Regions from separate parts of the Homo sapiens genome. Here region 2 is linked to region 1. The links are chromatin loops, found by intact Hi-C in ENCODE. Cell type or tissue: B cell. All regions are shown on one strand. Each heading gives the region's core, and the rest is flanking DNA. Links, peaks and the distances in the headings are about the cores only.

Evidence for each region. Peaks named below come from ENCODE experiments on the same cell type or tissue, not always from the same donor. Only the 100,000 strongest peaks of a DNase experiment are listed, where the experiment ranks them.
Region 2: it touches region 1 in a loop (7-fold over the local background); 41 of 110 quality-filtered maps call a loop at or near these places.

The regions. Positions count from the first base shown.
Region 1 is chr6:132,482,086-132,487,473 of GRCh38, forward strand. All of the region lies in intron 2 of STX7 (syntaxin 7), which reads right to left. Among named protein-coding and RNA genes, the nearest start is that of STX7, 28 kb to the right of the region's middle. In B cell, for the core only: CTCF peaks have their summits at 2,281 (motif pointing left) and 2,486; a DNase peak (open chromatin) is centred at 2,256; H3K4me3 peaks cover 406 bases; H3K27ac peaks cover 2,500 bases.
Region 2 is chr6:131,912,231-131,917,618 of GRCh38, forward strand. The region is part of intron 2 of CCN2-AS1 (CCN2 antisense RNA 1); the gene reads left to right. Among named protein-coding and RNA genes, the nearest start is that of CCN2-AS1, 13 kb to the left of the region's middle. In B cell, for the core only: CTCF peaks have their summits at 3,099 (motif pointing right) and 3,298; a DNase peak (open chromatin) is centred at 3,131; H3K27me3 peaks cover 1,169 bases.

The sequences.
Region 1 (5,388 bases), core at 1,241-3,740:
GAGTGAACCATAAAAAGAATACTGGGAAGATCAAAACGTACGTAAGAAATAATATATATTTCTAAAACATACAGCATAAATAAATGGAGAGTTAAGAAAGGTAGTTATGCCCATTTATTATTCATTCATTGATTCACTCGACAAACATTTACTGGGCATCTGCTACGTACCAGGCACAGCGAGAGGGCTTCTGAACGTGAACATTAATTTGGTTGCATTCCTTTAAATTGAGCAGGTCTACACTTGAGGATCAATTAAAGGCATCATCTGATCAGGTGATAAAGGGCTTATAGGAACATAAATCTGAAACTACTAAATCAAATTTGGAAAAAATATTATACGGTATTAGTTCAATCCTATTTTATAAACAAAGAAGTTGAGAACCAGACAGAATAACTTGTTCCAAAAACTATAGCTATTTAGTACAAGAGCTAGGGTTAGAATGTAGATTTCTTGGTTTTCAAAAAACTTTTTTCAATGTGCTAAAAGGACTGAAAGTAAAAGATGTTAAAACACATTATTTCATAATCCAGGTGTGTGACAGTTGACAAAGCAAACAAAGAAAAAATAAGTGTGTCTAGATTGAAGAAGTAATTTGAAGGAGTTGAATTGAGATGTTAGATGTTTCCAGCAGTGCTCAAAGTAAGTTTAGGTCTGGCAGTGGATCACAAGGATCCTTCTTCCCAGCTGAAAGTGATCAAGGAAGAAACGCCTGCTCTTTCTCTGGGTTTTATGAACTGCCAAGATTCCACAGACTTGATTTTATATACTACTAGCATTAGCCTCCTACACCAGGGTCAACAAATTATGGCCCGTAGAGCCTGAAACCTGGTTTTGTACAGACTTCCAAGCTAAGAACTGTTGCTACAGTTTTAAAGGGTTAACAAAAAAGAAAAAAAAAAAGAAAATGAAAGAAAGTCTAAAAGAATCTGCCCTTTACAGGGAAAGTTGGCCAGTCTTTGTCCTCAGTTATTAAAAATTACTAAAACCTTGTATTTAAAAACTCAACTTGGCATGTTATTTGAATGTACTGTCATCCTTCACTATCCCTAGAGGATTGGTTCCATGCCTCCCTCCATCCACCTCCCAAAGACAACAAAATCTGCAGATGCTCAAGTTTCTAATATAAAATGGCATAGTATTTGCATATAACCTATGCACATCCTCCTGGAAATCACCTCTACACAACTTACAATACCTAATATATAATAAATGCTATGTAAATTGTTATAGTGTACTGTGTTTTATTTTTAAAATTTTTCTGAATATTTTTGTTCCATGGTTAGTTGAATCCATGCAGAATCCATGGAAAAGGAGGGCCTACTGCAGTCACTGCATTAAGTCTATCTAGTAAAATATTTAACAATGTCACAAAATTTCCATTGAACATGCATGTACACTGAGTTGAAGTTCTTTGATTCTCAGAATATGCTATTCACCCATCATAGGTGCTGGCTTGAGTACCTCATTTTCATCTGCTGCTCTTATACTAATTTAGAAACAAAACACTTTTTCATTGTTTTGGATGAGCATTTTTATAGCATATTTGCTGCAAAAATATTGTTAGCACTCTATCATGTTATTACTCTCTGGTTTTTGGCCATCTCCTAAGTTCTTCCCCTTCTAGAAGGTATGGATAGTAGGATATGTGGTTCACAGGATCTTCTGCGACACCCCAATTGACCATGTTCAAAAATGCTTGAGAAAAATAAGCTTAGAGAAAGGGAGATAAGAGGTTTCTAGTCAGATGACAAGCAGTATGGTGATCTGGAAAAATAAATAATCCTCCTACTTTCTCCCAAGTCCAGTCTGTAGGATTTCACTTCATTATCTAGCCTTAGGTGCTATGAATTTATAGGACAGTCATCTTCTATTTTGATTGGCATAGGTCCAATTAAAGAAAAAAACTCATGAAACAAGCCGCAGTCTTTCCAACCATAAAAAGAATTAAGAATAAACAGTTTCTTGAAGAAAAGTTCATCTAATGCATACAGGTAGGATTAAATCAACATGTGTCTCTACGAGAATACAAAGAAAAAATTATTTTTGCATTATCTACAATTTTGAACTATCTGTACCACTACTCACTTCCACAGACGTGACTTCAAAGAGTATGTTACATTTTTCATAACAGAAAAATAATACCATTTCCTACACATCCGAAAAAGATGCACTACTGGGTCATCAAAAACAAAACAGTGTCCCGTTTCTGGCTCTTCTACAGCAATGAAGATCCATTCTGTTCCACGTGGGTCTGCTGCCATCTAGTGGATTATTTAAGAAAAAAGCTTTACAGTAAAGAATAGTTTGTCATAAAATTGTAGGCTGAATTTGGTATCAGGGGCTATTAATACATAATGTTACCACCCGTCAGACTTCACCAGCAAATGGATGCTGTCTGACAAATGAGACTGGCCAGGCTGTGGCGGCATGGCAGATCAACCTAACACACACACAGAGTACCTTTAAAGAACTGTCTCCAAATAACTAAGAATAGCTATCTTCTCTTTTAGCAGAAAACATCTGTTTTCAACGTAAAATAACCAACTTGTAACAGCCAAACATAGAAAAAAAAATAATGGTTAGTAAAATCCCTGGACAGGTGATTTTGAGATTCCAACACAGACTCAGCCACATCACACTGAGGAAGAAGTACAATTGAAGGCTGACCAGCAAGTAGAGTTGGAGCCAGACAGCCTGATATCTCACTTCTTCCTGGCTGCTGACCCTGGGCAATTTACCTAATGTCTCCAAGCTATAATTGCTTCAACAGTGAGAAAGCACCTATTTCTCAGCTGTCATAAACTTTAACCGAGAACAATATAGGTAGGCACCGTGTACTGGATATAGTAAGCGCTCAACAGAGTCTGTTGTTCTCTTGAAGGTCAGAAATGAATAATAGGAATATTCTTATTAACGTTTTTTATTTAAATGCCACTTTATTGAGGTACAACTGACAAAGCGCATAAACTATAGTTTTACAAGTTTGGACATATGTGTACATCTGTAAAACCATCATCACACTTAAGACAGTTATTAGATTCTTCACCCTCAAAAGTTTCCTTGTTGTAGTTTGCAATTTCCTCCCTCCTGCATATCTGTTCCTTCCCCCCTCCATCACCAAGCAATCACTAATATGCTTTCTGTTGCTTTCTGTATTTTGCATTTTCTAAAGTTTTATATAAATGTAATCACAGAGTATTTATTCGTTTTTGAAAAAGGATGGTGTCTGGCTTAAGTTAGCCTAATTATTTTATGATTCATCCATGCTGTGTATATCAATAGTGCATTCCTTTTATTGCTGAGTATTCCACTGTATGATACAACACTATTGATGGACATTTGTGTTGTTTCCCGTTTTTGTCCATTACAAATAAAGCTCCTATAAGTATATGCCCTACAAGTCTTTGTATGGGCATATATTTAATTTTTGTGTGTGGATAAATAGAAGTAGAACGGCTGGATAGTATGACAGGTGTTACATTTAGCTTTCTTAAATCAGTCAAACTATTTTACAAAGTGATGCCACTTTACACTTCCACCTGCAGTGTATGAAAACTTCTGTTCCTCTACATCCTCTCCAGCACTTGGTATGCTCCGTCTTTTAAATTTTGCCAAATAGGTTAATAGTGGTATCCGTGCTTTTAATTTGTATTTTCCTAATAACTAATGATGTTGAACATCTTTTTATGTCCTATTTGTCATCTGTATATCTTCTTTGTTGAAGTGTCTGTTCAAATAACAATATTGTCTTCTGATCCATGATCAAGGTATATCTTCCCAATTATATAAGCTTTCTTTAATTTCAGCAATATTTTGTACTGTTCAGTGTTCAAGTGTTTCACTTATATTGCCTTCTAAGTATTTCATAATGTTTGATGTTATTGTAAATGCCAGCTTTTTAAATTTCAAATTTTTATTTTGATTGCTCATTGCCAGTATAGAGAAATACAATTTATTTTTGTACATTGATCAGATACTTACTAAATTGACTTTTTTATTCTAGCAGGCTTTTTTAAATTGTAGATTCCATCAGATTTTCTACATAGACATTTATGTCTGTGAATACAAATGGTTTTAATTCTTTTTTTCCTAATGTGAAGTCCTTTTATTTGTTTATATTATCCATCTGCACTAGATGGATCCTCTAGTACAATTCTGAATAGAAGTGGTGAGGGCAAGACATCCCTGTCTTGTTCCTGATCTTATAAAGGAAAGCATTCTGTCTTTCACCATTAAGTGTGACACTCTGTAAGTTTTCATAGATGATCTTTTGTCAGGTTAAAGAGCTCACTTCTACTCCTAGTTTACTGAGAATTTTTGTTAGGAATGGAAGTAGAATTTGTCAAATGCTTTTTCTGCATCTATTGAGATGATTATATAGGTTTTCTTTTTAAGTTTGTTAACATAATGAACAATATTTATTGCTCTTTCAGTATTAAACCAACCCTGAATTCCTGGGATATACTCCACTTGTTACATCCTTTTAAAATATTGGTGATTTGATTAGTTAAATTTTGTTTAAATTTTCTGCATTTATGTCATGAGATGAAATGGATGTGTAGTGTTTTTTTCTGGGTTTTTTTTTTTTTTTTTTGAGACAGAGTCTTGCTCTGTCATGCCCAGCCTGGAGTGCAGTGGCGTGACCTCAGCTTACTGGAACCTCCTGCTGCCAGTTCAAGCGATTCTCCTGCCTCAGTCTCCCAAGTAGCTGGGATTACAGGTGCCCGCCACCATGCCCAGCTAATTTTTTGTACTTTTAGTAGAGACAGAGTTTCACCATATTGGCCAGGCTTGTCTTGAACTCCCGACATCAGGTGATTCGCCAGCCTCAGCCTCCCAAAGTGCTGGGATTACAGGCATGAACCACTGCACCCAGCCTAGTAGTGTTCTCTTCTTTTACTGTCTTTATCTGGTTTCAATATAAGGATTATGCTGACCTGCTAAAACGAATTCTTCAATTTTTTGGAACAGTTTGTGTACAATTAGTTAAATATTTGATAGATTACATTAGTGAAGATATTTGAGTCTGGTTCTTTGTGAGAAGGTTTTAAGTTGTAATTTCAATTTCTTGATATAGAGCTAGGCAGGTTACTGACTTCTTTTTGAGTGAACTTTGATAATTTGTGTCTATCAAGGAATTTATCCATTTCATCTAAGATGTCAACTTTATTGTCATAAAGTTGTTTATAATACTCTCTTAATTGCAGCCATAAAAAAAATGAGTTCATGTCCTTTGCAGGGATATGGATGAAGCTGGAAACCATCACTTTCAGCAAACTAACACAGGAACAGAAAAGCAAATACTGCATGTTCTCACTCATAAGTGGGAGTTGAACAATGAGAACACATGGACACAGGGAGGGGAACATCACACACCAGGGCCTG
Region 2 (5,388 bases), core at 1,873-4,372, 570 kb before region 1:
TGCAGGACAAACACTTTTAATTTGGATGAAGTTTAATTTATCATTTTTTTTTTCTTTTATGAAGCATGCTTTTGGTGTCATGTCTAAGAACTCTTCGTCAAACCCCAGGTCCTGAAAATGTTTGTCTATGATTTCTTCTAAAGTTTTATAGTTTACATTTTACTTTAAAATCTATGATTCAAAAATTTGAGTTAATTTTTATATAATGTGTGAGATTTAGGTCAAGGTTCACATTTTTACTTATGAATATACAATAGCTGCAGGACCGTATATTGAAAAGGCTATCTTTCCTCCATTGCAATGCTTTTTGACCTTTGTTAAGACTCAGTTCAGTGTATTTTCTTAGGTGTACTTCTGGGTTCTTTATCCTGTTCTATTGATTTATGTCACTGTCCCTCCATCAGTACCATGTAACCTGTTTACTGTGTCGGCAAAGTAAGTCTTGAAATTGGGTAGAGTGAGTCTTCCCACTTGATTCATCTTTTTCAAAATTGTTTTTAGCTATTCTAGTTCCTTTGCCTTTCCATATACATTTTATCTTATTTTATTTTTGAAACAAGTTCTCACTCTATCACCCAGGCTGGACTGCGGTGGCATGATCACTGTTCAGTGCAGCCTCAGCCTCCCAGGATCAGGAGATTCTCCTGTCTCAGTCTCCTGAGTGACTGGGACCACAGGTGTGGACCACCACACCCGGCTAATTTTTTTTTTTTTTTTTTAATTCTTAGAAACAGGGTCTTACTCCGGGCGCAGTTCCCTGTAATCCTAGCAATTTGGGAGGCCAAGGCGGGCGGATTTTCTGAACTCAGGAATTCAAGACCAGCCTGGGCAACATGGTGAAACCCCGTTTCTACTAAAATACAAAAAATTAGTAGAGCATGGCGGCATGCACCTGTAGTCCCAGCTACTCGGGAGGCTGAGGCAGGAGAATTGCTTGAACTCGGGAGGTGGGAGGTTGCAGCAAGCCGAGATGGCGCCACTGCACTCCAGCCTGGGAGACATTGAGACTCCGTCTCTAAACAAACAAACAAACAAACAAACAAACAAACAAACAAACAAACAGGGTCTTCCTACTTTGCCAAGGCTAGTCTTGAACTCCTGGGCTCAAGCACCCTCCCAGCTTGGTCTCCCAAAGTGTTGGGATTACAAGTAAGAGCCACTGTGCCCAGCACCATATAAATTTTAGAATAATCTTGTCTTTGTCCTTATCAACAAAATTTCTTGCTGGGATTGTGCTGGTAATTGCAATAAACTTATGTATCAATTTGGGGAGAACTGACATCTTAACAGTGTTGAGTTGTCTGATCCATGACCACAGTATGTCTCTCCATTCATTTAGATTTTTGATTTCTTTCATTGCTATTTCGTAGTTTTTGGCTTGTTTTTATTAGATTCACACTCAAGAATATTTTTAGCAATTGTAAATGCTACTGTATCTAAAATTTTACCTTCCACATTTCCATTGCTAGTATGTAGAAATACAATTAGTTTTTGTTCTAGGAGGGTGTTTTGGTGGATTCCTTGGGACTTTTGTAGATAGACAATCATGCTCTCTACAAAAAGGGACAGTTTTATTTTTCTCTTTCCAATATGCATACCTTTTATTTCCTTTCCTTGCTTTATTGCACTGGCTAGAACTTCTAATACCATGCTGAAAAGCGGTGGTAAGTGGACATTTTCGCCTTGTTCCTGATTCTAGCAAGAACGTATTGTCTTTCGTCGTGAAGAATGATGTTAGCTGTAGGGTATTTTTTTGGGAAGGGGGGGTTGATATTAGTATGCTCTGTTTTTAGAAACAAATGTAACATCTGAATTTGTCCACCACTCTAAGGCTCAAGAAACTCCACTTTATTTAATTTTTCTCAATCAAGTTAAATCAGAATGTTAGTTGTTATGTTTACGAAGTTTCCATTTTTGTATTAAATAGTAGTTATTTTATTTTAATTTTTAATAAAAAACAGAAATTTTTATTGGCTCACATTTCTGGAGGCTGAAAAGTCCAATATCATGGTGCCAGTGCTAATGAGGGCTTTTGTGCTATGTCATCCCATAGAGGAAGGTGAAGGGCAAGAGAGGGCAAGTGAGAGAGGAATGAACTAACCTTGTCCTTTTATAACAAACCAACTCCCTAGATAATGGCCTTGATCCACTCTTGAAGGTGGAGCCCTCCTGGCCTAACTACCTCTTTAATGGTCTCACCTCTTAACACTGTTGCATTAGGGATTAAGTTTCCAATACATGCCTTTTGGGATACACATTTAAACCATAGCACATGTGACGTTGAGCAGGTGACTCACAAAAGAGTCATGCTAAGTAGTAGTTATTAAAACACACACACACCTAGAAAAAATAATAAATAATACAAAGAAAAATTTTCACTCCTGGTAAAAATTTTTAATACCCATATTAGCATATTCATAAATAACTGTAAATTTCACCTTGTTGTTATCATATGAAAAGTGGTGATCACATTAATAATTAGCCCATCAATAACTTTAAAATATCTTTTGTGCCTTCTTTTGAGTGTTTTTTCTTTCTTCTCATAATGAAGTCCTCTTTCCTTGTGAAGTAAGAAAAGTAAGTCAGCAACTATATTTAGCTCTTGTAATTATGTTTTTGTATAATAGACAATGCAAAGTCTTTTAAATATTAGAGCTCAGTGAAGTATCATCCTTGGATATTTTTAGTTTAGGAAATGTTAGGGATATTTGATGTAAGTAAGGAGTGCCCATGAACTAGATATGCAGATGCCATGGGAATTTTGGGGGAATCAAGATGTTGGCTTGGGTGTTGGAGTATCCATTGGGATCTTTGAACACTGAGAGGAGCATCATATGGGGAGAAATGCCTTCCCTTGTACCTCAGGGGTCACTGAAGTCTGGGCCAATCAATGGGACCTTCACCAGTCACGTGAAAGCTCTCAGAATGACTGGCGATGGCTGCAGCTGCCACTGGGGACATTTCTCTGAACTGCCTAGACTGTCATTTTTTAACAGCTTCTGTCTTAACAACTGTAGTGACACCGGAGGACCAAGAACTGGATGTTACAGCTGCTTAGGGTTAAATTTGTTCTTGAGATACAATTTGTCCTTGAGTGCTACATCTCTTTGCCCAGCAGGTGGCAGTAAGCGATTACGAGACATATGGTAACAAGCATCAGCGTAAGAGACTTTGGAGTATACTCAGGGCTACTTGGAAGGATTAACTCTTCAACATTCTGCGAATCTGAATTTAGCTTTCAATTTAGATATCAACTGTAATACTGTTTTATTGGGTGCCTCTAAAATGGTGAAGCGGTGCATACTGTTTGAGCGTAAACAGATTTTACAGCAGAGCTGCTTCAGTTGAATAGGGGCATAAGACCTGGAGGCTACCTACTCAGTGCCATCTTCCCCAAATACAGCAGACCATTGAGTCTTTGAAGACCCTGCTTTGGCTCAGCTTCTCAGTGGATCAACAGACCTGTAATTCTTACTAGTCACCTCGAATTCAGCATATTCAAACCAAGCAGTGGTGTGCAGGGGCCAGCCTTCACCTACTTAGAAGAGTCCATTGATAAATTGTCAGAGGTTTTGCAAGCTGGTTAACTTCACATTGGTAGTTTGAAAGTATCCACAATGGAAGCATTTACAATAGAAGTCGTGTAATTCTACTAACAAAGATCTCCCCTCACCTCCAGCTGTTTATTCAATATTTATTAATATTACACTGATCTAAGCACACTTGCTTTCTCCCTGAACAACATCTCTTTTCCTGCCTATATATCCCATCTGATACGGTTTGGATTTGTGTCCCTGCCCAAATCTCATGTCGATTTGGAGGAGGGGCCTGTTGGGAGGTACTTGGAGCATGGGGTGGATTTCCCCCTTGCTGTTCTCATCATACTGAGTGAGTTCTCATGAGATCTGATGATTTAAAAGTGTGTGGCACTTCCCCCTTAGCTCTCTCTCTCATGCCACCATGTGAAGAGGTGCTTGCTTCCCCTTCACCTTCCGCCATGACTGTAAGTGATTAGGTTTGACTGTGTCCTCACCCAAATCTCATCTTGAATTGTAGCTCCCATAATTCCCACAAGTTGTGGGAGGGACCCAGTGGGAGATAGCTGAATCATGGGGCGGTTTCCTCCTTACTGTTCTTGAGGTAGTGAATAAGCCTCATGAGATCTGATGATTTTATAAGGGGTTTCCACTTTTGATTGGCTCTCATTCTCTCTTGTCTACCACCATGTAAGATGTGTTTTTTGCCTTCTGCCATGATTGTGAGGCCTCCCCAGCCACATGGAACTCTAAGCCAATTAAACCTCCTTTCTTTATAAATTGCCCAATCTTGGGTATGTCTTTATTAGCAGTGTGAAAACAGACTAATACAGTAAGTTTCCTGAGGCCTCTCAGTCATGTTTCCTGTTAAGTCTGTGGAACTGTGAGTCAATTAAACCTCTTTTCTTCATAAATTACCCAGTCTCAGGTAGTTATTTATAGCAATGTGAAAAGAGACTAATACACCATCAATCCCCAAACCTCTCATTATCTCACTTCACAAAGCTCAGTCCAAACTGTTCTTCCTCTGCAGTGACACTGAACTTGGCCACTCTCCCACCATCACCTCTTCTTCCCTTGCCTCTGGTTTCCTAAAGCACTTTGTTTCTGTCACAGGGTAAAATACTCTTATTTTATAACATGTGTTTCACAAGAACCTGGTGGCTAGACATTAGCCTCTGTGTTCCTAGAGGGGACTTTGAGGCCCGTGTCTGAGACTTCATGGTAACCTCAGTGGCTATGGTAGATTTTGGCACATGGTAGATAGATGCTCATTAAATGGTTGTGGTTTCTGTTTTTACCACAGAATAACTTTCCAATTCTTTTTTGTTCCATGATCTGACCCCAACCAGCCTATTAACATTACCTTTTAATTATTCATCTTCATGGTATTTGCTAGATTTTTCTCAAGCTGTCGCCCTTGGTTTGCCCCATATCCACCTCACATCTTCTCTCTCCATCTTTGTGTGTACTCTTCCCTCCTCATGGGCGGCCTTTCACGTTTCCTTTAGGGTCTTGCTCAAATGCCATTTTCTCTGTGAAGCTGTTTTCTCCTTTTCCTTCTGATTCTGCCACTCTAAGTAATCAGATCTCTACAGTCTTGCATCTGTCCACCAACTTCTAAAATTCTGTGAAAAGGGGAAACTAAACTCATCTACTGTGGTTAACCAGACCACAAAGAGGAATGCTGGCGTTCATGAAGAATATTCTGAGAGCCTTGTCAAAGTCACTCTGTTGTCCAGGCCAAACAGAGGAGTGTGGATGATAGAGATTTCGGATGTGGCTTGTGAAAGGGAGGAGGGCAAGGCTGGCAGAGGTGGAGTTCTGTCTATTTAAAGTAGTTGTCTGTTTA